Linked DNA regions of Homo sapiens: regions 1, 2, 3, 4 and 6 are each linked to region 5. The links are chromatin loops, found by intact Hi-C in ENCODE. Cell type or tissue: heart left ventricle. All regions are shown on one strand. Links, peaks and the distances in the headings refer to the core of each region. The heading gives the core; the rest is flanking DNA. Region 1 overlaps WWOX (WW domain containing oxidoreductase). Region 2 overlaps WWOX (WW domain containing oxidoreductase). Region 3 overlaps WWOX (WW domain containing oxidoreductase). Region 4 overlaps WWOX (WW domain containing oxidoreductase). Region 5 overlaps WWOX (WW domain containing oxidoreductase). Region 6 overlaps LOC105371357 (a long non-coding RNA gene).

What was found. A loop is a pair of places that touch in the nucleus more often than their neighbours do. Peaks named below come from ENCODE experiments on the same cell type or tissue, not always from the same donor. Only the 100,000 strongest peaks of a DNase experiment are listed, where the experiment ranks them.
Region 1: it touches region 5 in a loop (7-fold over the local background); 90 of 110 quality-filtered maps call a loop at or near these places.
Region 2: it touches region 5 in a loop (5-fold over the local background); 33 of 110 quality-filtered maps call a loop at or near these places.
Region 3: a loop joins it to region 5, with 3 times the contacts of the local background. A loop is called at or near these places in 22 of 110 quality-filtered maps.
Region 4: it touches region 5 in a loop (4-fold over the local background); 20 of 110 quality-filtered maps call a loop at or near these places.
Region 6: it touches region 5 in a loop (4-fold over the local background); 7 of 110 quality-filtered maps call a loop at or near these places.

Annotation. Positions count from the first base shown.
Region 1 is chr16:78,232,799-78,237,439 of GRCh38, forward strand. The region is part of intron 5 of WWOX (WW domain containing oxidoreductase); the gene reads left to right. WWOX-AS1 (WWOX antisense RNA 1) reads right to left here. Exons shown (of 4, transcript NR_184272.1): 4 at 1,864-2,199. Among named protein-coding and RNA genes, the nearest start is that of WWOX-AS1, 6.6 kb to the right of the region's middle. In heart left ventricle, for the core only: CTCF peaks have their summits at 2,593 (motif pointing left) and 2,804; a DNase peak (open chromatin) is centred at 2,593.
Region 2 is chr16:78,434,476-78,439,879 of GRCh38, forward strand. The region is part of intron 8 of WWOX (WW domain containing oxidoreductase); the gene reads left to right. Among named protein-coding and RNA genes, the nearest start is that of WWOX-AS2, 63 kb to the right of the region's middle. In heart left ventricle, for the core only: a CTCF peak has its summit at 3,067 (motif pointing left); no DNase peak of the experiment used is centred there.
Region 3 is chr16:78,768,298-78,773,701 of GRCh38, forward strand. All of the region lies in intron 8 of WWOX (WW domain containing oxidoreductase), which reads left to right. Among named protein-coding and RNA genes, the nearest start is that of WWOX-AS2, 270 kb to the left of the region's middle. RefSeq lists an enhancer at 433-512. In heart left ventricle, for the core only: CTCF peaks have their summits at 2,460 (motif pointing left) and 2,661; a DNase peak (open chromatin) is centred at 2,444.
Region 4 is chr16:78,500,396-78,505,799 of GRCh38, forward strand. The region is part of intron 8 of WWOX (WW domain containing oxidoreductase); the gene reads left to right. Among named protein-coding and RNA genes, the nearest start is that of WWOX-AS2, 3.1 kb to the left of the region's middle. In heart left ventricle, for the core only: a CTCF peak has its summit at 3,291 (motif pointing right); no DNase peak of the experiment used is centred there.
Region 5 is chr16:78,120,617-78,124,798 of GRCh38, forward strand. The region is part of intron 4 of WWOX (WW domain containing oxidoreductase); the gene reads left to right. Among named protein-coding and RNA genes, the nearest start is that of WWOX, 23 kb to the left of the region's middle. In heart left ventricle, for the core only: CTCF peaks have their summits at 2,346 (motif pointing right) and 2,546; no DNase peak of the experiment used is centred there; H3K27ac peaks cover 213 bases.
Region 6 is chr16:80,082,418-80,087,821 of GRCh38, forward strand. All of the region lies in intron 2 of LOC105371357 (a long non-coding RNA gene), which reads left to right. The region is part of intron 3 of LOC105371358 (a long non-coding RNA gene); the gene reads right to left. Among named protein-coding and RNA genes, the nearest start is that of LINC01228, 260 kb to the left of the region's middle. RefSeq lists a silencer at 2,314-2,383. In heart left ventricle, for the core only: a CTCF peak has its summit at 2,372 (motif pointing left); no DNase peak of the experiment used is centred there.

The DNA.
Region 1 (4,641 bases), core at 642-4,641, 110 kb after region 5:
TTAAAAAGGAATGAATATCTGTAGCTGTTTTTCTTTTTCTTTCTTTTCTTTTCTTTTTTTTTAAGATGGAGTCTCGCTCTGTCACCGGGCTGGAGTGCAGTGGTGCTATTTCGGCTAACTGCAATCTCTGCCTCCTGGGTTCAAGCAATTCTCCTGCCTCAGCCTCCCAAGTTGCTGGGACTACAGGCGTGCGCCACCATGCCCAGCTAATTTGTAATTGTTTGTTTCTAAAAGGATATTCAGTGCTTCCACTGTCTTTTAGAAGTCTGTAGAAGGAAGGCCAAGAAAGAAATACCCATTATTTTGGCTGAAGATGATCACTTTAGCTGAAACCAGTTCAGGTTCAAACTCAGACATTGGTGCTATTTTCATATATCTGAAATGTTCTGAAAAGATTACTGACGATCAACATGCTGAACTGACATTTCACAGATATGCAGATTTATTCATCTCTGTTCAAGGTATGCCTTTTCCAATCATAATAGCCACGTAGAGGACATTAAACAAATATTTTATTGTGGTAAAAACACTTAACATGAGACCTACCCTTTTAACAAATTTTTAAATATATAATTTATTATTATTGTTGACTATAGGTAAAACAGGACATTTTTAACGTGCTGTGGTGGCCTATTGGACTTTCAGCCTCCCTGGGTGTATTTCGCTGTATATGTGTACCATGTCAGCTTACCCTAGAATTTGAAACATTTTCCTTTGATGATTAAATTTTTTTTTTTTTTTTTTTTGAGATGGAGTCTTGCTCTTTTGCCCAGGCTGGAGTGCACTATCGCGATCTCGGCTCATTGCAAGCTCCGCCTCCCGGGTTCATGCCATTCTTCTGCCTCAGCCTCCCGAGTAGCTGGGACTACAGGCGCCTGCCACTACACCTGGCTAATTTTTTTGTAGTTTTAGTAGGGATGGGGTTTCACCGTGTTAGCCAGGATGGTCTAGATCTCCTGACCTGGTGATCCGCCTGTCTTGGCCTCCCAAAGTGCTAGGATTACAGGCGTGAGCCACCGTGCCTGGCCTGATGATTCAGTTTTTACCCCAAGATGCAGTATGCCTCAGTCTCACTAAAATATGCCAATATGTTCTTCTTCTTGAGGATCAGGGCTGATTTCTTCTACTGGGAAAATGTATCCCCTGTGTTTGGCCCCAGAGGCATCAGGGTAACCTGCTCTCTTCCATTCTCAAAGCAGAAACAGTGTTCCTAACATTCTAAGCCTGGGAATAGGATGGCAGGTCGTGGGACCAGCATTTTAATTACCTAAAGGGAACTTATTGATTTTAGTCCAGAACACGGTGGGGAGGAGTTCATATTCTTTTTTTTTTTTGAGTCTGGATTTTAGAATAAATTCACTGTGTACATAGCTATTCCATCTTTAAAAACCTTTGTGAATGTTAATATACAGCCTTTATAAATTTGAGGTATAATGTTCAAAATGCTCTAATCCCTAAATTTTCCAGTCTAGGTTATTATACTTTTATGACTATTCATTTTGATGTAGGCCTTTTAAAATCAATTCCTCCCTGTTATTACAATGCTGCTTTATGGTATTTGTGATATATCATATGAATATACTTGAGGGTCATGAGAAGTTCATATGTGTGTGTGTAGTGTGGGCCCCAGACTTTCGCCATACCGCTGGCTAAAGTGGCCATGTTTTTGTACGTCTCTGCAGAGCTTACAAGTTATTCAACAGCCAGATTTCTATTCTGATATGCCCTTTTAGTTTTCAAAGCATCGAAAAAGGGTAATCTTTAGAACCGAAGTATTTGGAAAACTCCTAGACTTGAATAAGGTATTTTTGAATTTGAAGAGCTAAGAACCCATCAAATCAAAATGCTAATAATTCTTCCAAGTCAAAAGGTAACTCTCATTTTATTATGCATTGACCACCATTCACTTTCTGTTGGACTGCTTTTGGAAAAAGAACCACAAGTCTCTATTTTTAAAATAGAGGTACAATGATAAAACAAAACAAAACAAAACAAAAAAACAACAAAAAAAAACCCACACAGGTCTCATCAGCCAAGGGATTTAAAAATCAAATTTAACTTCAAAAAACTGAAGTTGATATAGCAGGATCTTGGAGATGCAGTTTCTTCACTTTTCTTTTTTTTCTAACTGAGGGATTAAGGATATAAACCCAACTTCAAATTTCTTTCTGGGTGGTCTTGAAAACTTAACAGTAGGTCCTGTAAAGAGGTGGGGGAGAGGAAAAAGAAATCCTTTACTCTCATCTGCTGGTTTTAAAATGAGAAAAATACACACACACACGTAATGATGTTCGTGATGTTAATGGAGGGAAATATCATAAATAATTAAGAATTTAAAATTATTATAAAATATTTAGTATTATTGTTGTTACTGTTATTAGTAGGAAGGGGCCTTGCCATGCTTCCTTTCTTCAAACAGCTCAGTACTTTAAAATCGAGTGTGGCTGTGTTTGTCAGTCGTGGTTTGTGTTCTTTGATTTGTTCTGCATGTTCTTCTTTTGGAGAGGATGTGTCACTTTGCCAATCTTGGTCCTTGCTGTTGTCTGGTGGAGGGAAACAAGCCTGCCAGGCCGGCTCATCTGACCCCTGGTGGCAGGGAGTGGAGGTGCACTCAGGATGCTCTTGGGGAATCATAAAGGAGGTTAAAGAAAGGGACAGCAGAACCCTGACAATCCTTGCCCCTAAGCATGGAAAAGCCTCCGGACCGGGTCTGGAGTGCAACAGAGGCCCCTGACCTTGTCTCTAGCTCTCTGTCTGCATCTTCAGCGTGGCTTCACTGGTTTCTAAGTCTCTGGTGTCTTTTGTCTTTTGCAGCCGGCTTGCAATTGCCTCCTTCTAACTCTCAAAAGGATGCATGGGATGGGTTCAGTGTAGTCACTGTTGTGCCTTTTGGACAAGGCTTTCCAGCCAGGCCACCCTGTTTACAAGGCTGTCCTCACGTCATGGGCGCTCATATTGTCCAGACTAGATGGTCAAGGTGATTGGGGGAAGGAAGTCACAGAGCCACCAATTACTAAGGAACTGCCCAGAGATCCTGCCTCACTGGGAACCTGTGAGTGGGCTGGTTTCCCCCAGCAGAGGGGCTGTAGCATAGCAGGTACCCACAGGAGCCTGGGCATGGCCTTTTTCTCTAAAGGGCTGGATAGTCAATATTTTTAGCTTTGTGGGCTTTATGGTCTCTGTTGCAACTTCTCAACTCTCCTGTTACAGCAGGAAAGCAGCCACAGATAATATATAAATGGACGGATGTGTTCCAATAAAACTTTATTTATAGGAACAGGCAGTGGGCCAGATTCAGCCCGTGGGCCATAGGTTGCCAGCCTCTGACTCTGGTGTTCAGATCACAGACTTTGGATGTCTCATATCTGAATCTTTCTAATCTCGTGATAGGGCAAGGTAATTAAAATGTTAATACGTTAGTTTTCTCACTGTCAATGTGTTCTATGACATCATTTATGCAAAGCATACAAAGCTGAGAATAAAGTCTCAGCAAATGCTAGTTTCCTGGCCTCCTTATACATACTTACAAAGGATGGTGGGAGATAGTTTGAGATTTGAGGCCTCTGAAGAATAGGTGTTTTTGTGATGATTTTGGCTTTTCAGTTTGACAGTTGGCTTTGCTTTTTTGACAGACACATTAAGAGCTTCAAGGGTCATTTCATGGTTTGTCCTTTCCATGTCAGGGACACCTTTCACGTGGCCATTTTAAGCACAGGAATTGCCTTCAAGTAGTTTACTCGTACGAACTTGTCTGTAATCATCTTTCCCCATTTGGATGGTGGGTTGCCCATTTTAATTCAAGGTTTGTCTAATGTGTTAGTGCATATTCTTGGCTCAAGCAGGATAAGACACTAGTAACCATGAACCTGTATATCAAAAAGCGTGACTAGAGTTTCATAGTTAAACATGTGCTGAAATCCACAGTGGACACCAGAGAGGGTCATGGAATCTGGGAATGGATGACTTGTCCCATGATGATAATATCTGTGTTCCTACGGCTGGGCCCGGTGGCTCACACCTGTAATCCCAGCACTTTGGGAGGCCGAGATGGGAGGATCACGAGGTCAGGAGTTGAAGACCACCTTGATCAATATGGTGAAACCCTATCTCTACTAAAAATACAAAAGTTAGCCGGTGTGGTGGTGCATGCCTGTAATCCCAGCTACTCAGGAGGCTGAGGCAGGAGAATCACTTGAACCCAGGAGGCGGAGGTTGCAGTGAGCCGAGATCACGCCATTGCACTCCAGCCTGGGTGACAGAGTGAGACTCCGTCTCAAAAAAAAAAAAAAAAAAAAAAATCTGTGTTCTTGCCTGGCTTATTGAGCTCCATGGTAAATGTTCAGAGGCTGCAGGAATGATTCAAAGTCTGACTGATTTATGTGCATTGGGCATTTTGTTGATGTCATTCAGATTAATGATGGCACTGAAAATGTGTAATGGAAATGAGAAGTTTGTATCCTGCCTGCTATACCATGATTCCAATTTAAGAGGGGGTAAAAATATTGCACTTTTTAATCTATTGTTTTTTGAAAGAGACTGTTTAAAACACGTAATTTTGCTAAGTTATGGCTCATATCGTATTTGTTATTTTGGTTTTGAAAAATTGAGTAGGAAGCAATTGCGTTCTTAAATGACTTGAAC
Region 2 (5,404 bases), core at 819-4,818, 310 kb after region 5:
ACTGGGTGCCAGTGCCATTTAAATGAGGCATTTAGGAATGGGGAGAGGAGAGAGGTGGATTCTTCCTTATTTTCTGCTGGCCCAGTGCCTTCCGCTTTAACAAGCCCAGTCAACCATCATTTGTAATCTTTGGGTCTTGAGTCATCTCACTTGTATTTGATCATTGATGTGTTTTAAGGAGCTCGGTTCAGTGGCATCAGAGAGTTCGTTTTCTCCTTCTTCCATAAGGTCCCTAATCAGAGGAACGGGATGGGAAAGCTTTAGAGATGAGTCTGTGACTATGGAATTTGGTGAGGGGTGATATAACCATCCTGCCATTTGTTGTAGACTCGAATGGATGAGGAGTCATTGATAGAAAATAGTGGAAACTGTTATTCTGTGGCCTGATCCCATTGCTTAGGGACTCTGTGCCAGGGCATGTGGGAAAAGAAGGAAGGCAAGTTCTGCTAAAATATAAAGTCAGGGTAAACATTTTTATTTATTGGAGAAGAGTTGATTATTATCTAATATTTAATATAATATGCTTAATAAAGTCAGACTTGAAAGTTGGCTGGTTGGACCTAACGGGAGTATCTCTAAAAAATACCAGCAAATTAAGTTGGATCGGTGACTGTATCATGATATCGGAGTGTTAGCTGTTTTGGGAGTACGTGTGCTCAGGACTTGGGCTGAGTGGAAAACCAGAGTATGGGGTTAGAAATGGAGGCAGAGGGACTACCATGTCGGGGAGGATGCACAATGAATTGGACGAAGGTTGCAACTCAGTGAGCACCGTACCTGTAGTGTGTCTTAGTAATAGCAGATGCCCAACCTCCATGCCTAACTCCTTTGCCTACCCCACCAGTGTGCAGCAGCCTCTGCCGCACCCTACTGCAGTCTCTCCTATTTCCCTGGCAGGAGAGCTCAGAGACTACTTGTGAACAGGCCTCAATGCCTATAGCAAGGCAAGGCTTGGGAGAAACAAATGTCCTCTGGGAGCAGCCTTGGGTAAAAGATTAACTGCGCACTGAGCTTTAGATCCCTGAGTGAGAAAGCTGTGGGAAAATGAGTGTGTAGCTCATGAGAGGGTTTGGAGAAAAGTGGTGACATCGCAAAAATCCCAGGTTTTGTTGAAGTTGTCTGTGGAGGGGCACTCATAGAAAGGGCACTGGACGTGAGCATTTCCCTTGTAGTTGAGATGGGATTTGACATGACTTCCTGGTGGTGGCAAGACAAGAAAGTGGCAACCTGGGACAGTGGACCTCACAGCTCTCCTGCTAATGGTGCTGATGGCTAAGCTCAGCTCTTACCCTTGACCACTGGAACAACTTAGACATGTCACCAGCTTTCTGAGCCTGTCTCATTACGATGAAAATTGTGATACAGGTTAGTGTAAGGACCGACAATAATGCATATAACATCAATAATGATGGATATAGAATTTCTGCAGTTATTATAATCTGGCTCTCCAGTATGGTAGTCGTGGGCCACATGTGGCTATTGAGTTCTAAAAATGTGGCTAATAGAACTGAGGAAGTGAATTTTCAATTTGATTCCATGTTTGTTAATTCGAACTGAAAAACACCACGTGTGCCAAGTGGCTGCCATACTGGAGAGCGTGGTCAAATGACATGCCTAGCTCAGTGCCTTTCGCATGGGAGGTATGCAGTACTTCCTGCCACGATGGCTGTTACTCTTGTCGTTGTGAGCAGTGCCTTGGTCCCGATGATGATTCTCCAAAATGTAATCTCTGCTGACAGAACAAGAGTCTGCAAATTGGGAGTCTGGAAAGGGAAGAGAAGGGCTTTGTCCCTGGCCCCAAAGACTCAGGGAGAGGTTTACTGGCCAGGTAGAAAGGGCGTCCAGGTGAAGGGACCCTGGTTCAGTGATCTCCAACCTGCACGTCTCATTTGTGAGGAAGCCGTAGGGTGTGGACTTTTCTTGTTTCTGACCTTGAGTGATTAGAAAATAGCAGCTTTTATATGTCACAAATGGACTTTAGATAAGCATGAAGATGACGAAGACTGTGGAATATGTAGCTAAGAGTCTTACTAAAATCCTCTCTAGTGTATTTATATATTTAAGCGTTTGGTAGTACTTTTTTAGCCATCAGCGTTCTCTATATTAGGTTGATACAGAAGTTATTGAGGTTTTTGCCATTGAAAGTAATACGTCACTTCATGCAGAGGTGGAATTGGCGCTCTGAGCTTGCTTGTCAAATTCACAGGCATTCACTTTTCTTTCATAAACATTTAGGACTCTGTATTTAGGAGAGGAATCACTGTGAATGTAGACCTCGGGTTGGTCATTTTCCTAGTAAGATAGACCAGACTGACTGGAAAAGTCACCCTCTTGGGCTATCCTGCGTATGTGGCTCGGCATTGCTTCCGTCAGGATAATGCATCAGTTTCTTGGACAAAGGGTGCATTTCTGCTATTTGAATGCAGACATATTTTTGGATATAAGCCACGCAGTTGCATCCCATTTCTTCCGTAGGTAAAGGCTGGGTTTCTAATTGTGATTGAGAAGCTTAGCATAGATGCAATGTCCCTATCACCAGATGGCTAGTGTGCTCTGCCTTGTCTGCCTTTTACCTTAGAGAGGGTGCTTCCTTCTGACACGGGTATTGCTGGAGTACACATTCTGTTGCATGAGGTCAGGGGAGCAAGAAATACAACCCAGACTTGCGCTCGGAAGCCCTGCCTTCATTTCTTCTCTGTAGCTGGCTCCCTTAAGTATTAAACAGCAGTATTCTAATATCAACGTCCCTTTTTTATTTGCTGTGACTTGCTGTGACTACGGTGATTTTAGTTACAGTAATTAGGTCACTCTTCATGGAGTCGGGCTATTTTAAGTGCCTCTTTAAGGAATATTGTTGCAGATCAGTAATTTTACAATTGGATGTTCTTGTGCAACTTTATTAAATGTGATCTGTCTTTTAAATGTTGCCCTTTTACAGTTACACATTTCTAATTGTTGCTGTAAATGCATTATCACTTTGAAATTAATTAATTTTTCCATTTTGGCTGCCTGCAATATAATAATCACTAATGAGAAACTCACAGGAATCAATTCTCAGCACAGCGGCCCCTACTGGTAAAGCCATGTCTCTGCCTCCCTCTTCTTCTTCAGATCCAGAGAACTGGACAAGTGTATTGGGGCGTCCTGGGAGGGAAGTGTTTGTTTCTTCCTCCCTTCAATTTATGGTGAAATAAAAATCACAGATAAACTTGGAAAGTGAGTTATTTTTAAGTGTCGTTCTAAAAAAGATGCAATATACTTCAAATAGCTGCTTCTAAAATATGTTAAAGGAAACTAACATTTGCTGAGTACTTTCTAATAATGAAGTCACATCATACGTGCATTACATGTTTATTTTCTTGACTCTAGAGCATTCTTTTATGCAGTTAAATTACTCTAAAATGTTTTGCACCTGCACGCATTAATGTGTATTGTTTGGTAAGAACTTTCGAGTTGGTGAAAAAATGTATTGTATTTTAGTATCTATATTTATATATACATATTAGTCTATGGGTTTTAATTCACAAAACCAGGTGTTGTATCTGGTGCACATAAGGGATTTTCAAGGCTAATCTTGGGTTTTTGCAGTTGTAACCATGTGTGATGACTTTAGAATCCTACCACACTTCCAAATAGAGATGCAGATTGACCATTTTCCCAGATACCACGATGCTTTATGTATCAGCATATATTTTCATTAATTTCTCATAATTTCTGTTAGAATTAATAATTCCAAGTTCTACAATCTTAGAATTATTATCTTTATTTTGTAATTGAAAAGCACAGAAACCTCATGCAGCGTGTTCAAGAAAATGATATACCAGCCTTGTAAACTTTCACTTGCTAATTGCAGCTGCATTTGCTTTGTCCAATGCACGGTAATGCCCCTGGCATCCATATCTAGTTATGCAGTTATGCTTCCTTTTTAAAATGTTTGACAGCACCTTCACTGAAATGAATGCTGCCACCACCGCCAACCCCACCTTTTTTTTTTCCACATAAGCTTTCATTTCTGGTAAATACATCCTTGCCAGAGTTCCCAGGTCCAAGCCGGTCCTTTGTGGACCAGTATGCAGATTTGAAGTTGAGCACTGTCACTTGCCTCTTAGGAGTGTTTTGTGCAACCACATATTTGTGTTGGCAGATAACAGTAGAAAGAATATCATGTGTTAGGGTAGCAAGAGCTTAGCAGATGTTTTAGGGAACTGCATTTTCAAATCATTTTACATTAAAAAATGGCTTACGTTTATGGAACTTCTGCGACGATCGGGTTACGTTTCCTGTGCCCGTGTAAAGCCAGTCATCGTGCTGAGTTTTAACGGATGTGCAGCTACCCTGCTAATGGATGGGCCGGCAATGCTGGTCCTGTTGCAAAGTTATAAATTATAACTAGAAAAAGCACAAGATGTCATTCTTCTAACCTTCGTGAAAGCCAAACGGGGTAATTCTGCCCTTGAATAACCCGCTGCAGGGTGATTTATAGTTGTACAATTTAAAACGTAATGAAGGAGATAATAGATGTTGATTTGTTCCTGAAATTAGTATTTTAGAAAAATACTTCTCCCCCTTTCCATCTTTAAATACCTGCAGCTGACTACACTATAGATACTATCAAGGGCAAAGCCCCCTGTTTGAATGTGTATTGGTACATTGGTGTATCACATACAAGGCAGAGGGTGTATAAAACAGGCTTTCTGTTGCGAGGGGGAAATATGGTTTTCAAAGTGGAAATTTCATTGTATTCTTCATGAATCTAAACATTTTGAGACTCCTGAGTGAGGTTTGAATTTTCTGGTTGCCTTTCTCTTGCCAGTCCAGATATGTTAGAAAACTGGACTCTCAGGACCCCTCTGTGGTTGGACCACACTGGCGCTTTCCTGCAGTTGTCTGTCAACAGAAGGACCTGGTAGCTGGCTTGTCCTCTTACACCACTGAGGCCACCTTCTTGCAGGAAGAAACATACTTCTTCCTGCCCTGGATTAACATTACCATTGGTTTTAGTAGTCTTACGTCATTATGTCCAAAGCTTTTAAGTTTACAGTGCTTGCTTAGTCCAGTGACCAATGGATGTAAGTAAGTTGGAAAAGGGCAAAGGATTTAGAATCATGAGGGTTGTATTCAAACTGCAGCCTCTACTCCCTTTTAGTTACATAATTTTGAAATCATTTGACATTTCTGAGGTTAATTTTCTACATCAGTTTAGCTGCTTTAGGCCGCAAGTTATTAACACCCACTTAAAGGTGGCTGAAATAATAGAGGTTTTGCTTCCCATGTATCCAGAGTTGCTGAGGCAGCAAGGGTTGTGTTTGGCTACTATATGAGTAGCTCCTTTGTGATAATCTTTACTTTTCCCTCATGCTTACAAGATGGCTTCTGTGGTGCCAGCCATTGCATCCTATTTGAT
Region 3 (5,404 bases), core at 862-4,861, 650 kb after region 5:
AAAGTTGCCTGGCTTGGTGCAGTGGCTCATGCATGTACTCCCAGCACTTTGGGAGGCTGAGGTGGGCGGATCATCTGAGGTGAGGAGTTTGAGACCACACTGGCCAACATGTTGAAACCCGCTCTCTACTAAAAATACAACAATTAGCCAGGTGTGGTGGCGCACGCCTGTAATCCCAGCTACTCACCAGGCTGAGAGTGGAAAATCACTTGAACTTGGGAGGCAAAGGTTGCAGTGAGCGGAGACTGCGCCGCTGCACTCCAGCCTGGGTGACACAGTGAGACTTCATCTCGAGGAAAAAAAAAAAAAAAGGCTTTGGAGCTTCCTAATTTCTAAATAGATTTCCTTTATAATTTTCAGAGGTTGTGAAATTAACTCTGTAGATTGGGGAGTGTAGTTTGTCACTCTAATTGCCCAGCGTTTTAATTATCGGCGTGTTTTATGCTTTTGTGAAATGCTCATTTCACAGCTTGCTGGTGGGTCTTTTTGTGGAACGAGAAAGTGAATATTCACACCAGAAATGAGGTACTGACCCTGAAGGGCTTTCCAGTCAAAGAGAAAGGAGAGCATGACCCGCCAATGCCGTTGTTTGTAAGCAGGAAGCTGACGCTGCGCCATGGTGTAGGGGAGGAGGACGGTTTCCATTCTGTTTTGAGCATCAGAATAAAACCAAGCACCAGAAGGTGTGGTTCAAAGATGCTTTCCTTTTTCAGTCTCTGGTCAATTTGTTGTTATTTTTCTTCAAGAGAGTTGTTGGGGTTGGGTAGGCGCAGGGGCCACAAGGCCATCTTTATAAGGCTCTGGCATTTGATAGTGAGGTATTTTGGTATTCCAAATAATTGGTGGAAGGATGGAAAGGTTAAATGGAAATTATGTAAGGGCTGCAAAGAGATTCATATATGACTATTTCATGAGTGCTTACTATATACCAGGCGCTGTTACAGCCCGTGTAATGCCACCTGGGAGTTGGGGGGAGTCACCATCGTCCATCCGTCTGTCCATCCATCCATCCATCCTGCCTCCCTCCATCCTTTCTCTTTTTCACAATGTCTCTTGCTCCGCCCCCTCTCTTCCCCTCCTTCCTTCCTATCCAGTGCTTGTAACCTGTCAAGCACATGTTGTAGCCATTGGGGACATCGTGGTAAACAAAGCAAAGTCCTTGCTTGCATTCTGTGACAGATGGAGATAAAATGGGTAATTAACAAATGTAATCCCTCCCACCCACCCCCCACATTATTTATTTATTTATTTATTTATTTATTTATTTATTTATTTATTTATTTATTTTTACCATGTCTGTTACTCCATCAGTCAGGATCCAGTTAGGAGACAGAAACTATATCATAATTTTAACAGGGAAGATTTAATATTAAGAATTATTAGCTACAACAGGGTTTTGGCTACTAAAGGGTAAAGAGAATCAGGCCGAGCACAGTGACTCATGCCTGTCTGTAATCCCAGCACTTTGGAAGGCCAAGGTGGAAGGATCGCCTGAGTCCAGGAGTTCGAGATCAGTGTGGACAACATAGGGAGGTCCTGTCTCTACAAAAAATAAAAAATAAAATAAAAAAATAAAAATAAAAATAAATAAAAAGTAGTTGGGCGTGTGTGGTGGAGCATGTGGGGGTCCCAGCTACTTGGCAGGCTGAAGCAGGAGGATCGCTTGAGCTCAAGAGGTTGAGGCTGCTGTGAGCTATGATCTCACCTCTGTACTACAGCCTGGGTGACAGAGTGAGACCGTGTCTTTAAGTAAAATAAAATAAAAAAGAGTAGGTCGGGCATGGTGGGTCATGCATGTAATCCCAGCACTTTGGGAATACGAGGTGGGCCAATCACTGAGGTCAGGAGTTCGAGACCAGCCTGGCCAACATGGTGAAACCCCGTCTCTACTAAAAATACAAAAGTGAGTCGGGGTTGGTGGTGTGCTCCTGTAGTTCCAGCTACTTGGGAGGCTGAGGCAGGAGAATCACTTGAATCCGGGAGCCAGCGGTTGCAGTGAGCTTAGATTGCACCACTGTACTCCAGCCTGGGCCATAGAGTGAGACTCTGTCTCAAACAAAAAAAAAATTTAACTCTAAAGAATCCAAGAATACAGATTTGGGAGCAGCCAGTACCAATGGGGGATGGGGCAGTACACCCAGGAAAGAGCAAATCTGGGGTCCCCACGGGCCAGGACTGGGATCTGGACTGGGCCATGGCCCATTGGATGGCAGAAAGGTTCTCACTGAAGCCCCCATAAAGGTGGGACTCACTGGGAAACCGCTCTCTGTGGTGCCAGGGAAGGACGTCTGTGGGAGGTGCCTACCAAGGAAGTCTCTGGAAATCAGCCTGCAGGGGTGGAGTGCCGGGAAACTCCCGCCCCCTCCCCCCCTCCCCGAAGTGAACCGCCCACAGGGAGATGCCCCTATGGGAGCTTCGCACCAGAACCCGTCTGCGCCAGTGTCCCTGCAGCGCCCTCTACTGGCGAAGCTGGACATGGCGTCCGCTGGCAAAGGGGAAACTCTTCTTTCCTCCCAAGCCGAGCAATGCTAAATGTGCCTGGTACTGAGACGTCATCTGTGGACGGTTGGCACCGATGCTAATCAGTGCTATGGGAAAATAGGCAGAGCGAGGAGCGTAAGAATTATTATGTGTGCTGTTTGATAGAGACTGTACAAGGAAGACCTCTCTAAAAAGGTGACATTTGGAGCAGAGACATGAAGGAAGGGATTGCTGGAGGCAGAACATTCTAGGCAGAAGGAACCGCACGTGCAAAGGCCCTCAGGTCAGCCGGCATGGCATGCAAGTAAGCCAGCTGCAACACAGCAGGTGTGGATGAAGGGAAGAGAATTAGCATTTGGCCAGAGCACGCATTTTAAGGGATGGAGATCCATTTGGATAGTCTTGAACACAGAACTGACCGGAACTGACTTACTCTTTGAAAAGATCGCTCTGGCTGCTGTGTTGAGTGGATTGGTAAGGGATAGGTGGTGAAGACTGAAACAGGGTATCCAGTTAGGAAGCTATCACAGTGATCCAACCCCCAGCTTCTGTTGAGGTTGAAGAACATGCATGCCCAACCTAAATATATGTTCAAAGGTGGTTATTACTGTTTGAGGTGATGAAAGAGTTTTGGAGATAGAAGTGATGGTTGTTCAACATCATGAGTGTAATTAATGCCACGGAATTGTATCCTTAAAAATGCTTAAAATGCGCTGGGTGCGGTGGCTCACGCCTGTAATCCCAGCACTTTGGGAGGCTGAGATGGGCGGATCACTTGAGGTCAGGAGTTCGAGACCAGCCTGGCCAGCATGGTGAAACCCCGTTTCTACTAGAAATACAAAAATTGGGCGGGCATTGTGGTGGGTGTCTGTAATCCCAGCTATTTGGAAGGCTGAAGCAGGAGAATTGCTTGAGCCTAGGAGGTGGAGGTTGCAGTGAGCCAAGATTGTGCCACTGCACTTCAGCTTGGGCAACAGAGTAAGACTCTGTCTCACAATAAATAAATAAATAAATAAATAAATAAATAAATAAATAAGAGTTGGATCACAGCAAAGGTGAGCTTTAACGAGTTCAGTCTAGCTCTCTCACAAAAAAAAAGTTAAAATGACAAATTTTGTGTTACATACATTGTACTACAATAAAAACCATTTTTTTGAAAAGAATAGTACAAAAATGATACTTCCCTCTCAGTGTATTTTACCAAGGGATTATTAGTGTATATGTGTGTTCTTACTGGAAATGTTAATTGGACCTGTAATTCTTTTTTTAACTTTTATTTTGGGTTCAGGGGTACATGTGCAGGTTTGTTATATAGGTAACTTCATGTCACAAAGGTTTGTTGAACAGATTATTTCATCACCCAGGTAATAAGCCTTGTATCCAATAGTTATTTTTCTGATCCTCTCCTTCCTCTCTCCCTCTACCCTCAGGCAGGCCCCAGTGTCTGTTGTTCTTTCTTTGTGTCCTTGAGTTTTCATCATTTAGCTTCCACTTGTAAGTGAGGCCATGCAGTATTTGATTTTCTCTTCCTGCATTAGTTTGCTGAGGATAATGGCTTCTAGCCCCGTCCGTGTTCTCGCAGAAGACATGATCGCATTCTTTTATATGGCTGCATAGTATTCCATGGTGTATATTCACTACTTTTTTTTTAATCCAATCTGTCATTTGTGGACATTTAGGTTGATTCCAGTAGACGTGTAATTCTTCTTGGAAATGTTAATCTTGATCATTTGGTTAATGTGATGACTTCTGGGTTCTGCAGTGTGAAGTTATTATCTTCCCTTTTGTAGGTAACAAATACTTTGGAAGAGATTAAACAAACAAATAAAAAAGTGGTGATTGTTATTACCAGCATGGCTACTACTAGCTAATTCCAGGCTTCAAGCCACTGGGGCATAGGCATATGTTTAGCTCATTCCACAGGAGGGGAACAGAGGCTCAAAGAACCTAGGTAAGTTGGCTAGGCGCGGTGGCTCACACCTGTAATCTCAGCGCTTTGTGGGGCTTAGGCAGGAGGATTGCTTGAGCTCAGAAGTTTGAGACCAGCCTGGACAACATAGCGTGAACTTGTATCTACTTAAAGTAAAAATCAAAAAAATAATGGGGTGCAGTGGTACATGGCTGTAGTCCCAATTACTCAGGAGGTGGAGGTGGGAGGATTGCTTGGGCCCAGGAGGCTGAGGCTGCAGAAAGCTGTCATCATGCCGCTGTGCTCCAGCCTGGGCATCAAGGTCTGTTTTGCAGACCTTGTCTCCAAAGCAAAACAAACAAACAAAAGAAACAAACAAACAAACAAAAAGAAATTAGGTAACTTGCTCAGTGGCTAGTGAGTGGCTAGATTGTAAGCTTCATGAGGGCAGGGGACTTTGACGATTTTGTCGGTATCCTAAGCCGCTAGAACAGTGCCTAAACATTTGTTGGGCAGTTAATATATATTTGTTCTATTAATAAGTAGAGCCCGAGTTTGTGTTCTCCGATTCCACACCCCATGTTCCTTCTACTACAACTTCTGGCTCTGGCTTCTGGACTGTCAGTCATTAGCACTCCCTATCCCTAAGGTTTCAGGAATGTTCAGCTGTTTCCTAGCTTGGAATGGACCATCCTCTGGTCCCACCCATGGGTAAGTCATTGGCTGCAGAGCGCAGACATTTGGCTCCCCTCGGGACATTCCTCCCTCATTTAAAACAATGAGGCGGGCAGCAGGGTACTTTGTCCCTTGTGTTAGCTGAAGTTGGAGGATGCTGTGTTGATGGGAAAACGCTGTTACTATTCTTAGACTAGTGGGGCTCTCACTTATTCATAGCTCCGCACTCGTGGGTGGAATGAGAAGTTATAATAGAGTGCAGGTGCCTCTCATTGTTTTCCGCTACTCACTGGATAGTGTTTATTAAAAACGAAATCACAGTGGTGTGTCTGGAGTTGA
Region 4 (5,404 bases), core at 816-4,815, 380 kb after region 5:
CTTTTCTTCTTTCCTTCCTTCCTTCCTTTTTCCCTTCATCTATCTTTGTTCCGCTTTTGTTTGTTTTTTTTTAGATCGCTGCATGCTGCCGCGTTGGGTTAACCATGGTAGCATTTTACCATGAGAAGCCATAGCAAGATGTGCCAGGTGCATGCTGCTGGAACACCTGGCTGAGGCTCCAACAGCATTTTCCTATGACTGAGGGTAGGGTAGGTAGATGACTCATTACAATTTATAAAATGGGGGGCTTAGCTTGGGTATCATCGTGGTTATTCCAAGCAGTCTTCCAGCTGGACTAGCTTTTCGGGAACACGTGTGTGTTTGTGCTGGAAGCCCCAGTAATATCATTTAATTCGAAAGCTTTTTTCTATGATGAATTATTCAGGCAGTGTTTACCAAAATTGTCATTGATCAGTACAGACCCAGAGAGCATGTACAACAGCGCCTGTGCTGGGCCTGCTAGGAGTCGATATTTTCTGGCTCAAAGAAGTTCCAAAAGAATTCAAAGCCAGTGTGTCTCTTTCTCTGGACGGCCAAGTGATGCAGGTACCACGCTTAGGTCTGCTGGTGTTTAGCTTGACTTAAAACCCAGCCAGGGAAATATGTTTCACTTTGCTGGGGTGCAGGTGGAGGAGGCTATTATTCTTAGGCATTTAACAGTGAAGAATGTTGGGCAGGGCAGAGGGTCAGCTGAATGGCAGGGATTCCAGGTCTCAGTTAATGCCCACAAATTTCTGAACTTTGAACATAAATACCCTCACTGCAATACATGTTTTTCTTTCTCTCTCTTTCTTTCTCTTTTTTTTTTTTTGAAAAACTTTTTTGGAGCAGCACCTGCATGTTGTAAAAACACAAAATAAAAAAAAAATAAATAAAAGCAGACCCCTTGGTTCAGATATCTTTGTTTGTGTAAATGTTTTGGCATTCTTTATGAAAATCTTCAGATTTTCAAGAGCTTAAGATGACCTCCTCTAGCCGGCTGCAGCAGTGTCTAGGTATCTGTGAATGTGTAAGAAATTGAGACAGCCTGCAAAATAGCTCACCCAGCTTTTCTTTAAAGTTCCAACCTTTTTGCTGGCTCTCTTTCAAACTGTACTGCTCACTTTGGGCTGTACGTTAGAACCACCTGAGAAGTTCTTTTTCTTTCTTTTTTTTTTTTGAGATGGAGTCTTCCTCTGTCACCCAGGCTGGAGTGCAGTGGTGGGATCTTGGCTCACTGCAACCTCTGTCTCCTGGCTTCACGCCATTCTCCTGCCTCAGCCTTCCGAGTAACTAGGATTACAGGCATCCGCCACCATGCTTGGGTAATTTTTGTACTTTTATTAGAGACAGAGTTTCACCATGTTGGCCAGGCTGGTCTCGAACTCCTGACCTGAAGTGATCCACCCACCTCAGCCTCCCAAACTGCTGGAATCTGAGAAGTTACGTGAAACTAGCGATGCCCTGGGCTAATGAAATCAGGCTCCATGGTGGGGAAGGATGTTGCGGTGGGGTTGGGGTGGCAATGAAAGGTGAAAACCACTGTGGTCCCACCTGCCCATCGTCAGATTTCGGTTCCTCTCAGAGTTAACGTAGAAGGTTTCTGGGGGCATGGACCTGAGTCTTATCCCCTTTGCAAAAGTAAGAATTGTATCGTAGCCTGACTCAGGGTTTTAGCCAACTTCTCTGGATGCTAATGCTATTCTCTTCTTTATACTTGTCTTCCTTCCCAGGCACACATCCACTGGAGCTTTGCAGGGCCTATCTGCCCTTAGCCCTCCAATATCCTTTTCATTTTCTTTAATAGTTTTATTGATATATAATGTGCCTACCATATAATTCATCTGCTTAAGGTGTACAATTCAATGGCTTTTAGTGTATTCAGAGTTTGCATCCACCATCACAATCAGTTTTAGAACATTTTCATTAACCCAAGAAAATGACCCCTTAGTCATCACCCCAAATACCTCCTCTCTCCAGTTCCTGGCAACCACTAACCAATCTACTTGCTGTTTCTATGGATTTACCTATTCTGCGTACCTCATATAAATAGAGTGATATGTTAGTCGTCTCTTGTGTCTGGTTTCTTCCTCTTAGCATCATGTTTTGAAAGTTTATCCCTGCGACAGCATCTACCAGTTCATCATTTCTTTTTGTGGCTAAGTAATACGCCATTGTATGGATATACCACATTTTGTGTATCCATTCATTAGTTCATGGATTTTGTGTCTATTATGAATAATGCTGCCATGAGCATCTGTGTTGTCCACAAGTTTCAGCATGGACTTCTGTTTTCATTCCAATATCCTTTGATGACATGTCTTGGCAGTGATGTCTATGACACTGGGCAAGTGTCTTAAAATGTTGTGCATCAGAAAAAAGTCATCATTGCCAAGGCCAGCAGATCTCGAAAAGGGGGCTGGGATACGTTGGTGATTTTTTTCATGCTCTACTTACAGTATGACTCGTAACTGTTAATGGCTGAGCTCCTCCTTAGGTGAAGAAGGAAGGCAATGGCGTTTTCTATTCTGGGCCTCCCTGCTTCCAGCGATAGCAAGGAGCGAAATGAGATGCTGTCTAAGAAAGGAAGGTGCTGCGATCTTTGATTACTACACAGCCTCGGCAGTGTTTGTATGATTAATGAGTCCATGTTTCAGACGTTCCCATTTAATGTATTTGAGCCTTCTAACAACATTGCCTTTCATATGTTGCTGACTGTTTTTGAGATTTATGAGGCCTAACTCGCAAGCGATGTGTGTCTGGATTAAGAGAACCTGAGAATCTCTATTTATGTCTGACCCCAGGAAATTCCCTTTAAGCTGCTTATCAGAGGTGCATGCTGAGAGCATGATGGGAAGATGGAGTCTTCCATCCGCTGGTAAAATCTGGAATCTGCTCTCATTTCATTTTCACTGAACTGAAAATAAGGTAACAGACCCTCAGGTCTACCTATAAGTACCTTCCAACTGTTCCACTTTTGTAAATTTAGTTCAGATAATACATATGCTGAAATTCCTATATCCCCCCCATACTCCAGATCTTCAGTGTGGAATTTAAATATAATTCCTTATTGTAAAAAAAAAAAATTTTTTTTTGATCAAGGTGATTTTGATAAACTAAATGCATCTTTAATTTTACTCACAGCAAAGCGATTCTTTATTTTCTCTCTAAAAGCATAATTGATGTGCCATGATCTTTGTCTTTGCATTTTTAAAACTGAAAGAACATTTCCACACCATTAGAAATAAGATTTCTTCTTAAAAATATTCACAAGGTGCAAACACTTACATGTGTATATGCATGATTTCACCACCAGGGGGCATTGTGGTTTGACTGTCCAGTTAAAGAGCCTGTGTTCTATCAGTTTACCCAGAAACTAGAAGGCCTGCGAGTATTTCTGATTCCTTCCAAGAAGGATTCATATCTGGAAGAGAACAGATGTCGACTCTTTTTCCTCTCTAGCAAACAGTAGTGTTGTCAAATTTGCTAAACTTAGCCAGTTGAAGATTAACATGCAATATATAATATGCATGCGACTAAGTGTACAATAAATAGTAAATCACATTTTTATGCTTTCTCTGAACTTGGAAGCTGCAAGTTATGTTTTTTTTATTCCCTGGGTGTGATGAAATAAATAACATTCAAATACATCTTAAAGATGTCAGTCAGGGGGAAAAAAGTGCTTGGCAACTGTGTTTGATAGATTTCTTTTATGATTAATTCTCCTATTAAGTTTTAATGACTTCAAAGATACAAAGCTAGAAACTACAAAACTAGGCATGGTTAATAAATAACTGAAATACCAGGTGTATAGAAATGCATCTGTGGAAAAATGAAATCATGTATTCTCTAGGATATATTAGGAAATGGCTCTTTGGCAAGTCTAGAGGGTAAAGTATCCCTGAAGGGGGAAAAGGTTTAAAAACAGTAAACTAAAGAAGATTGTTTTTCTGAAAGAAATTCCCAGGAGAAAGGTACTTTCTGAGATTCACATATGTAGATTACATTGTTATGAACCAACATTTATAAGCAAGCTTGATCTCTCAGAATGCGTTTGTCTATCTCAGATTTTCAAGAATCCTCATACAAATTGTCCAGGGTTTCCACCTCGCAGTTTTCTTCCAGGGTTGCTATGGCATGGAAAGTACATTGCTATTTTGTTATGTAAATGCTCAACAGACTGGCTCATTCCAGAAGTGGGCGTCGTGATGCCAGTGTCTTCGTAATACTATCTTTCTTTCCCCTTTAGCACCCAGAACTTATGAAATATGACTCGGTTTATCCTGAACACATCTCTGTGCATCGGGGAGGATGGGAGAATTAATTCCAGTTTCTCAATTGCAAAAGTGAGGCTGGTCATGGGGCTTGGAACCACGCCACGGACGCATGAAGCCTCCCCGTTTACATGCCAAATCCAGAGCTTATGCATCCGTGCTCAGGGCTCTCTGTGGTAGGCAACAGCTGGATTATTTACTTTCTAGAATATCTCGAGTTCTTAATCTGAGCAGTTTCGAAACCAAACCCACATTAATTAATATAAATAATGACTGGGAAACGTTGCAGGACTCCCCGGAAAAGAATGTATAAATTGATGTGTTTTTGTATATGCTTATGTATATGCCTTTGTGCACGAAAGGAGATAAATGGTGTATTTCACACAGTTCCTTCTCCTCCTCTAAGGGATATTATTGTTCCTGAATTTTTCTGAGCCGCCGAAGCACAATAGGGTTTAGAGCGTTCACACCAGGCAGCCCCCACTCTTCAGAACTTCAAATCTAAAGATCTTTTAAATACACAGAACTTACTTTTGAAAGCTGTGGCCCATCCCAAATGAATTCTAATCGTCAGCCTCTAGAATGCCTGGAGTGAGAAAACAGAATATTGTTCTTTTCTGTTTATATTATTTCATACTGAGTTAATACACTTGCCAAGACTCCGAGGCAGCTTCTGGCTTGACAATGCCTTCTTTAACTAGCCTAGTTTCTAGAATAAAGTTCGGGTCCACCAGGCCCTCTGAGTGGGGCTCAGGACACTCTGAGATGGAAGAGACTGGAGAAAGCCAATCTGTTTCTCCCTGAAAATCATCTTACTTTTTTAACGCTTCGTACCTAGATTTGGCCTGGGCAGCCCAGGGAGACTGTTCAAGCACTGGATACCTAGACTCTGCTGGGCTCTAGAGAAGTGCTGGGCTACAGCGCCCAGTGCCCTACCTCTTGGGGCCAGCCAGCCTCACCAAAAAATCACGCTTCTGGCTTGCTCCAAACTCAGGAAGTTGCTGGGAAGTCTGGCTAGCAACACCCTCATTCCCAGTCCTGGCCATGCCTCTCTGCTCTCCCTAGCACAGGGAGCATGCAGGCTTAAGGCTGGAAGAAACCCCAAGCATTTGGCCAGGAAGAGGCAACTAGTTCCAGCTGGCCCACATACT
Region 5 (4,182 bases), core at 1-4,000:
TGTAATTATAGTGTGATGTTGAAATTGATTGTCTTAGCTTAGAGAGCCTACTTTTTAAAACTTAGGGTCTTGTTTCTAAATCATGTGTTGAAATTACAGTGTGAACTGTAGTTGCCATACTCTTTGATCCTACAAATTGTCACCACGATGAATTCATATCTTGTGCAAATTTTACCAGTTCTACGTGAATAGAAGAAAATTACTTTTTCTTCATGTAGAGAAGGGTATTCATTCCTAAGATTTTAAATCCACACTTCCCAATTATGGACTACGCCAGCTTCCTTTACACCTTTGCTTCTTTGTTTTCTTTTCCATACCTAAATGTTACTAAATTTTGCCTTTGAGCCTAAAGCATGTCATTGATGGTTTTTTTTTTTCTAGTTATTCCAAAAGGTCCCATAAATCTGGGGCCATAGCTAACTTACATTTAGTCATTTTCATGGGTAAAACACACTCATATGAGATCATTGCACTTGGGATCTTGAAATGCCTGATTAGTTTCCTTTCTGATTGTTGACCAGACTTAAACTAGTGGGATCTTGGCATTTATCTTTTTAAAAACCTGGTGCTCATTAAGGAAAGGAAAATATTCTGAAATAATCGAAATAACCTTTTGGGCATTGGAACTCCATTTTAAATTAAAAACATTTGTGCCTACTATTATCTTATGCTAAATTATACCCAGGTATTGTAAGTAAAATTATTTTGAAGTTACTTTGTTCTAAGAAACTATGGAGATTCTTGACAGTGTTAGACAAAGTCCTTAAATGACATTATATAAAAATTGAGAATTAGTACCTTATGACTTAACCATTTTACACTGAGATATTATTGGACATTGAGTGTACATGGAAATCACGTGATCAAAGTATTTGAGAAGTAAATATCTAAAGGAAGAGACCAATTTAAAACATTCTAATGAGCATCATCTCATAATTTGGTAATCTCATGTAAAATGCTTATAATAGGGGTGTGTGTATGTTATATATATTTTTAAAATAAATTTGTAATCATGTATACAGTAGTCCCCCCTTATCCGTGGTGTTTCAGTTTTTTTTTTTTTGAGTCAGAGTATTACTCTGTTGCGCAGGCTGGAGTACAGTGGCGTGATCTCAGCTCACTGCAACCTTTGTCTCCCAGGGCCTGGTGATTCTCATGTCTCAGCCTCCTGAGTAGCTGGGATTACAGGTGCACACCACCACTCCCTACTAATTTTATGTTTTTAGTAGAGACAAGGTTTTGCCATGTTGTCCATACAGGTCTTGAACTCCTGACATTAGGCAATCTGCTTGCCTCAACCTCCCCAAATGCTGGGATTACAGGTGTGAACCGCTGTGCCTGGCCCGTGTTTCACTTTTTGAGGTTTCAGTTACCTGAGGTCAACAGGCATCTGAAAATACTAATTTTGAGAGAGAGAGAGTGTGAGAGACCACATTTACATAACTTTTATACAGTACATTGTTATAGTTCTATTTTATTATTATTGTTGATCTCTTACTGTGCCTAATTTATAAATTAAAATTTATCCTAGGTATGTATGTATAGGTGAAAGCATAGAATACATAGGGTTTGGTACTATCCAGTTTTCAGGCATCACTGTGGGTCTTGGAACGCATCTCCCGAGGATAAGGGGGGGCTACTGTCAGTGTGAACCTGATTAGATCTCAACTGAAACTTTTTTGTCACATGAGGCCATCAGTTGAATTTCATGCCTGCATGTAGGTTTAGATTTTAATTACTTTTTTATGGTGTCAGCATAACAAATGAGAGTCATACAAACTATTGTTTAATGACAAAGTGGGTCAAACCCATAATTAAAAAAATTAATAATAGATTTTTGTTCTACTTGAGGTTTTGTAGCATTACGTAAAGCTTGAAAACTTGGAAATTGTTTTACTTAAAACCCAATTAAAATAATTTGATCTTTTGCTTTTACATCATAGAGTGGCACAATAAAAATTGTAATGGAAGATGTTATTTTACATTTTTTTTCTTTTTTTTTTTTTGAGACGGTGCCTTGCTCTGTCACCCAGGCTGTAGTGCAGTGGCGTGATCTCAGCTCACTGCAACCTCCGCCTCCCGGGTTGAAGTGATTCTCCTGCCTCAGCCTCCTGAATAGCTGGGATTACAGGCGTGAGCCACTATGTCCGGCTAATTTTTGTATTTTTCGTAGAGACAGGGATTCACCATGTTGGCCAAGCTGGTCTTGAACTCCTGAACTCAAGTGATCCGCCCACCTTGGCCTCCCAAAGTGCTAGGATTACAGACACTAGCCACCATGCCCGGGGGTGTTGTACATATTTCCTTTAATCTAAAAGCAGAACCATCTTTATATATTTTTATTTTTTTCCACTAGAGGGCTCTGTTGCCCTTTGATATAATTAAACAAAAGAGGCAGCATTGCAATATAGTTCTGTTCCTCTCAGTCCATCTTGCTTTCATTTTGGTTAAATAATGTCTTTTACTTTTCTAACATATCTTTTAGGTCTTCTAATTCTCTGTGATGAAGTTCAAACTGAAGACTGTTACTAGTGTCGTGTTTGTTTCTTTTTCTCTCTCTTTTGTTTTGTTTGTATAAAATGCCAGGGATGAAGGGATCCACTTAATAAAAAGGCCCATTGTGTTCAGGGAGCAGCCTGTTCTGCCAAATCACACAAGGGCATGTGTTTTCATGACATTATTGCTTTTGAGTGTGCTGGCCTAGCAATAATATGATTTTTTTTTCCTAAGTGGAAATTGTAATATTTAAGTATTAATACCTCTGTTTAAGGTTCATTTTGAACGCCTTGGTGACCCTATGTTTTTTTCTTTGTTTTTTGTTTTGTTTTTTTTTTTTTTGTTTTTTTTTTTTGTTTTTTTGAGATGAAGTCTTCCTCTGTTGCCCAGGCTGGAGTGCAGTGGCGCATTCTTGGCTCACTGCAACCTTCGCCTCCCAGGTTGAAGCAATTCTTCTGCCTCAGCCTCTCGAGTAGCTGGGAGTCCAGGCACCTGCCAACACGTCTGGCTAATTTTTGTATTTTTAGTAGAGATGGGGTTTCACCATCTTGGCCAGGCTGGTCTTGAACTCCTGACCTCATGATCCACCCGTTTCGGCCTCCCAAAATGCTGCGATTACAGGCGTGAGCTACTGCACCCGCAACCCTATGTTTTTTTCTAAGAATATAGTGTCCCTTGCCCCCTGCTACAAGCCTTACCCAGTGTTACATAATTTATTGTAATTAAATTGTTTATTAATGATACATTCTTGCTGTAGAAGAAAACGTGTCCTTTTGGGCTCAGTACAGTATATGTTTCTTAAGTAAGAGGGATCATATTAAACCAGCTACTTAATGTGAAGCAGATAGCCAGTGTTCTCCATGTACAATCTTAGGGAGGGTAATTTTTGTTTTGGCTGTGTAATTATGGTTTGAGGCAGCCCATTAATCGCATATTTCAGCTGTCAAATAGAAATTTGGCCCAGAAAGGAATACACTTTGGCTTTACAAAACTGCTTATTTTCAAATTTTTAAATGGGGACAAAAACGAATATGCTATATTATATACTTTTATTTATATAATTTTTTTTTCAGCAACTTTTTCTCTTTTGAAAATGCAAGAGCCTGAAAAACATTGTGAATATACTTGTAACATTGCAAAGCTATTTCACCAGAGTAAAGATATTTTGGTTGTTCATATACGAGTGTGTTCGTTGTTTATCTAATAAATTGTTAAAACTAGATGGCGATTCTGGGAATTATTATAGACTTCATAATAAATAAGATGCTGACAGTTGAAACCCCCTTGACCGTTGCCTGTTTGGTATGACACAGACCTTCTTGGACTTTTGTAGCCTATACATGAGTAGATATGAATCCTCAGCCTTCTCCAAAATAAGGTTGGGGTCACTAGGAGGCCTTCTTGGAAAGATGTCTTAAATTAAGGCACCAGTAGATGGATCAAAAAGCAGGTTCCAATAGCTCGCTTTTAGTTTCTTGCCTAAATTTGTGATCTCCCTTTGGCTTCATAAATAACGGTACATTTCATGAAGAGCTGGTCTCAGTCTACACAAGCCTAACTGAATGGGGTGCATAGGAAGGGTTGCATTGTGTGACAAGGTTTAAATCTAATTGTTTTAAGTCTTTGAGTTATTTGCTCACCAGGCTGTGCTTGATGGTTTTACTTTTTGTGATTTTTGGAGCCTTC
Region 6 (5,404 bases), core at 710-4,709, 2.0 Mb after region 5:
TTGCTTCTGCCTAGGAAAAGCATCCCTACAATGATAAAAGCCAAGGAATTAATAGTAAACAGACAACATTCCCCAAAACACCGGTGTGTATACATGTGAGATAGACACAATGTTATAAATTGAGATACTTAAGCAGACCATCCTTTATATCCAGTGATCAATCTATTTCATCCATTCATCTAACCACCCATCCATCCATTTTTCCATCCATTCATCTATCCAGCTGTCTATCCATTTGTCCATTTATCTATCAATCCATTTCATCCATACTTCCACCCATCCATCCATTCATTCATCAGTCCATCCATTCATTTCTCCATCCATTCATCTATCCATCTGTCTTTCCATCCCCGGCCTCCTCATCCATTCATCCACCCGTTCATTAACCTATCCTTCCATTTTATTCATCCTTCCATCCATACATTTATCCATCCATCATTCCATCCATCCATTCACCTATTCATCCATCCACCCATCCATCCACAGATATTTATTTAGTACTCTAACATTTTAGTCTCTCTACTACTAGTTTGGGAGTCCATAGTGAACCAGGTAGACACATTTTCTGCCACATCAAGTTGTCAGTCATAGAGGGAAATATAAATAATTAAACAATGTACAGTACAATGTAATTAAGTATTGAGATGGGAGTTCAAGGTGCAGGCAGAGAACATCCAACAGTTACATAGCTCTGGTTTAGAGTCATCAGTTGCAGTCTCTCTGAGGAAACTCTTCCTGGGAAGAAGGAACCAACCCTGTAAGATAATTAGATCTAGCTAGTCAGGTGCAGGGAAGCTGGAAGAAAAGAAGGGCTTTAACATTAATTGAATATCTATTTCATGCCAGATAACAGGTTTGTCACATTACAGATAGTTCTTCAATTCATTTTCACAGCAACTAGAGAAAACAGAGGCTCTGCACAGTAAAGTTGCTTTCCCAAGTGCTCAGAACAAGAGACATACTTTATAAATGACCCAGGTTTTCTCTTGTTCCAATGTCTTTACTCTTTGTCTTGTTCCATGAATTCCCCTCCACCACACCTCCCTTGGATTATGAGTGAGTTGAAAAATTCAGGGAGGTTTTTGACACATTCTCCAACCAAGAAAGATAAAGTATGTGGGCTCTGGATTCAAACAGGCCTAGATTTCAATTCCTTTTTGACATCTACTAGGAGCATGACTTTAGGCAAGTTATTTAACCTCTCTAAGCCTCTATGTTCTCATCTGTAAAATGGGGATAGTAATAGTTTGTACTTCAGTGCTTTATAAAAAAAATAAGAAGTGCAAAGTTAGTAGAGTATCTGGTCCTATAATAGTTCAATGCATGTTTTTATATTATTCTTTTCATTATCTCCGCAGAAATAGGCTTGTTTTATAGAAGAAAACATGATGAGATACGACACAGAGGAGAAAATCTTCAATGCTTTAAATAAAGAGGCCTTTGTTCCTTCTTGTCCATCAACTAGAGAGAAGCGTTGAACCCCATGGTATACCCCAACCTCACAACAACCTTAACAAATAGGTCTCAGTATATTTTTCCAGCCTCGACTATCACTTAATCCAGACATCTGAGACTCTAGGGCAGCCTCCTGGAGTAGCTCTGAGTTTTAAGCCTCTTCCAGCCCTTTTGAGAGGTCAAAACCAAGGAGGTATTGCGTGAGAACTCCCCATCCTCCAGAACTACCCAGTCTGAGGGTAGAAGTTCGTGAGCTGCTGAATGTCACCCCTGTCCTGCCATTACCGAGTGCACCGTCACCTTGGAATGCGCTTGGGGTGAGGGCAGATGGTGATGGAGGCTACTTCACATAGACCTGGCAGGAGACCCTAAAGGGCTGGTCCCTCCCTTCAGGGCCCTACAGAGGCCTTCCCTGAGTCTTTCCCCACTCTGGGCCTCTTTTCCTGCTATTTTCACCCATTTAAATGTGCTTGTCAGATTCCTGCCAACACACTTGGTTTTGTAATGTTGTGTAATACCTCGAGCCACCTTAATGAAATATTCACACTCCCTTCTCTGTTGGAGCATTCACCCAGGTTCCCAGAAAATTCTCTCTCTCTTGTTTTCAAAGATATACCCCCAAGAAGGAAGACCCTGAGTGAGGCCCATGACCCCCAGTAGAGGCAGGCTCAATGGCTGGGGCAAACTGCTCCATAGAATGGGGTTTGGGGAGCCTCCTGTCTCAGGCTCCTCCTGGAAGAACTGAGAACCCTAAATAGAATGGCTAGGAGCAGGAATATTTGAGTTGGGACCTCCTGGGATAAGACCCCCACCCCGGGAAATAGAGAAACCTTTCTCCTCAAGATTAGCGTCCTAGCTAATTCTGCCTTTAAAAAGCAGCCCTGCGGACCCAAAGCATCTTGACACTGAGCAAAGACTGCCACCTGTTGAATACTCAGGATAGTGTGCTCCTTCCAAGGCCTCCAGGCTCCAGGGTATATGCTGCAGGCACAGCCTGTCCTCTACCCATCCAAGCTCAGAAGTGGGAAAAGCCACCCAGTGCTGATTGCGTAGACCTTCTGGCATTCATCTGTAAAATAAGGCGGTTGCCCTGAGTGACCTCCCACAGCTCAGGGAAGGTGAGTTGACTTGCCTTGGTCACAAAGTAAGTCAGGAGCTCCTGACCTCTTTCTGATGCCGCCAGAAGCACTTCCTACCCTACCACTCTCTTTAGATTCTGTTTGAATTTATTTTATGAAGGTATTTTTAAAGACATAAATAAAAGAGCCCAAATTGGCAAAAATACAGGTTGGCAAAACATCAAAGTGAATATACAGGTGGAAACAGCACTCACATTAAAACCCAGAATGCATCTGGTCCCTAAAGGAGCATCCTTCTTTCACTCTTACAGTTACCCTCTGCTCCAAGGGTAATGAGTATCTTGATTTCTAGCTCCATAGGTTAGTTTTGCCTGTTTTTGAACTGAATACAAATTGATTCATACATGTGATGTCACTTTTCTCACTCATTGTTTCATTTGTGTGATTTAGTCTTTCCCTCTGTGTCATAAGAAACCATATTTTTTTTAAGGTGGGATGCGGAATTATACCTGAAAACTGGAAAGACTTTGGAAATTATTGAATGCAGCCTTATTGTTCTTTAGTGAGAGAGGGAGGCTCAGAGGAGGAAGGGATCCGTCAAAGGAGACATAGCATGTTCAGAGGTTTCTCTATTAGATGACAAGACTCCCATACAGATGGCCAAGGGGAACACAGAACTTGGCACTCAGGCCAGCACTAAGGACACTGGTCCCACTTAACATGTCATCAAGCCTTAGGAACACTTTAACAGGTTCTAGTCTAAGACCATAAGTATTGTCATCCTCATTACCAAATGTGGCATTTTGCCCACTGTACTCATTCAACAAACACTCAAATATTTGATGAGTGAATAAATGGATCTCAGTACCTCACTGCCTTCATTCCGGAAATGGATACCTTATTGTGGGTCCTGACTCTCTCACCAGTTATGATGAGGATAGATGCAGTGATACCTGGTTAAGAGACTGATGTTGGTTACAAACGAAAAACTCTTGCAATGGACAGTGTCCATTGGTTGTACTCATGGGCTCTGAAGCTAGACTGACCCAGATTCCATTACTACATCTAGGATTTATGTGTTTGTTAATCTTAGATGATCTTTCTTTCTTTCTTTTTTTTTTTTTTTTATACTTTAAGTTTTAGGGTACATGTGCACATTGTGCAGGTTAGTTACATATGTATACATGTGCCATGCTGGTGCACTGCACCCACTAACTCGTCATCTAGCATTAGGTATATCTCCCAGTGCTATCCCTCCCCCCTCCCCCCACCCCACCACAGTCCCCAGAGTGTGATATTCCCCTTCCTGTGTCCATGTGATCTCATTGTTCAATTCCCACCTATGAGTGAGAATATGCGGTGTTTGGTTTTTTGTTCTTGTGATCGTTTACTGAGAATGATGATTTCCAATCTCATCCATGTCCCTACAAAGGACATGAACTCTCCATTTTTTATGGCTGCATAGCATTCCATGGTGTATATGTGCCACATTTTCTTAATCCAGTCTATCATTGTTGGACATTTGGGTTGGTTCCAAGTCTTTGCTATTGTGAATAATGCCACAATAAACATACGTGTGCATGTGTCTTTATAGCAGCATGATTTATAGTCCTTTGGGTATATACCCAGTAATGGGATGGCTGGTTCAAATGGTATTTCTAGTTCTAGATCCCTGAGGAATCGCCACACTGACTTCCACAATGGTTGAACTAGTTTACAGTCCCACCAACAGTGTAAAAGTGTTCCTGTTTCTCCACATCCTCTCCAGCACCTGTTGTTTCCTGACTTTTTAATGATTGCCATTCTAACTGGTGTGAGGTGGTATCTCATTGTGGTTTTGATTTGCATTTCTCTGATGGCCAGTGATGATGAGCATTTTTTCATGTGTTTTTTGGCTGTGTAAATGTCTTCTTTTGAGAAGTGTCTGTTCATGTCCTTTGCCCACTTTTTGATGGGGTTGTTTGTTTTTTTCTTGTAAATTTGTTTGAGTTCATTGTAGATTCTGGATATTAGCCCTTTGTCAGATGAGTAGGTTGTGAAAATTTTCTCCCATTTTGTAGGTTGCCTGTTCACTCTGATGGTAGTTTCTTTTGCTGTGCAGAAGCTCTTTAGTTTAATTAGATCCCATTTGTCAATTTTGGCTTCTGTTGCCATTGCTTTTGGTGTTGTGGACATGAAGTCCTTGCCCATGCCTATGTCCTGAATGGTGATGCCTAGGTTTTCTACTACGGTTTTTATGCCTTTAGGTCTAGCGTTTAAGTCTTTAATCCATCTTGAATTGATTTTTGTATAAGGTGTAAGGAAGGGATCCAGTTTCAGCTTTCTACATATGGCTAGCCAGTTTTCCCAGCACCATTTATTAAATAGGGAATCCTTTCCCCATTGCTTGTTTTTCTCAGGTTTGTCCAAGATCAGATAGTTGTAGATATATGGCATTATTTCTGAGGGCTCTGTTCTGTTCCATTTGTCTATATCTCTGTTTTGGTACCAGTACCATGCTGTTTTGGTTACTGTAGCCTTGTAGTATAGTTTGAAGTCAGGTAGTGTGATGCCTCCAGCTTTGTTCTTTTGGCTTAGGATTGCCTTGGTGATGCGGGCTCTTTATTGTTTCCATATGAACTTTAAAGTAGCTTTTTCCAATTCTGTGAAGAAAGTCATTGGTAGCTTTATGGGGATGGCATTGAATCTGTAAGTTACCTTGGGCAGTATGGCCATTTTCACGATATTGATTCTTCCTACCCATGAGCATGGAATGTTCTTCCATTTGTTTGTATCCTCTTTTATTTCCTTGAGCAGTGGTTTGTAGTTCTCCTTGAAGAGGTCCTTCACATCCCTTGTAAGTTGGATTCCTAGGTATTTTATTCTCTTTG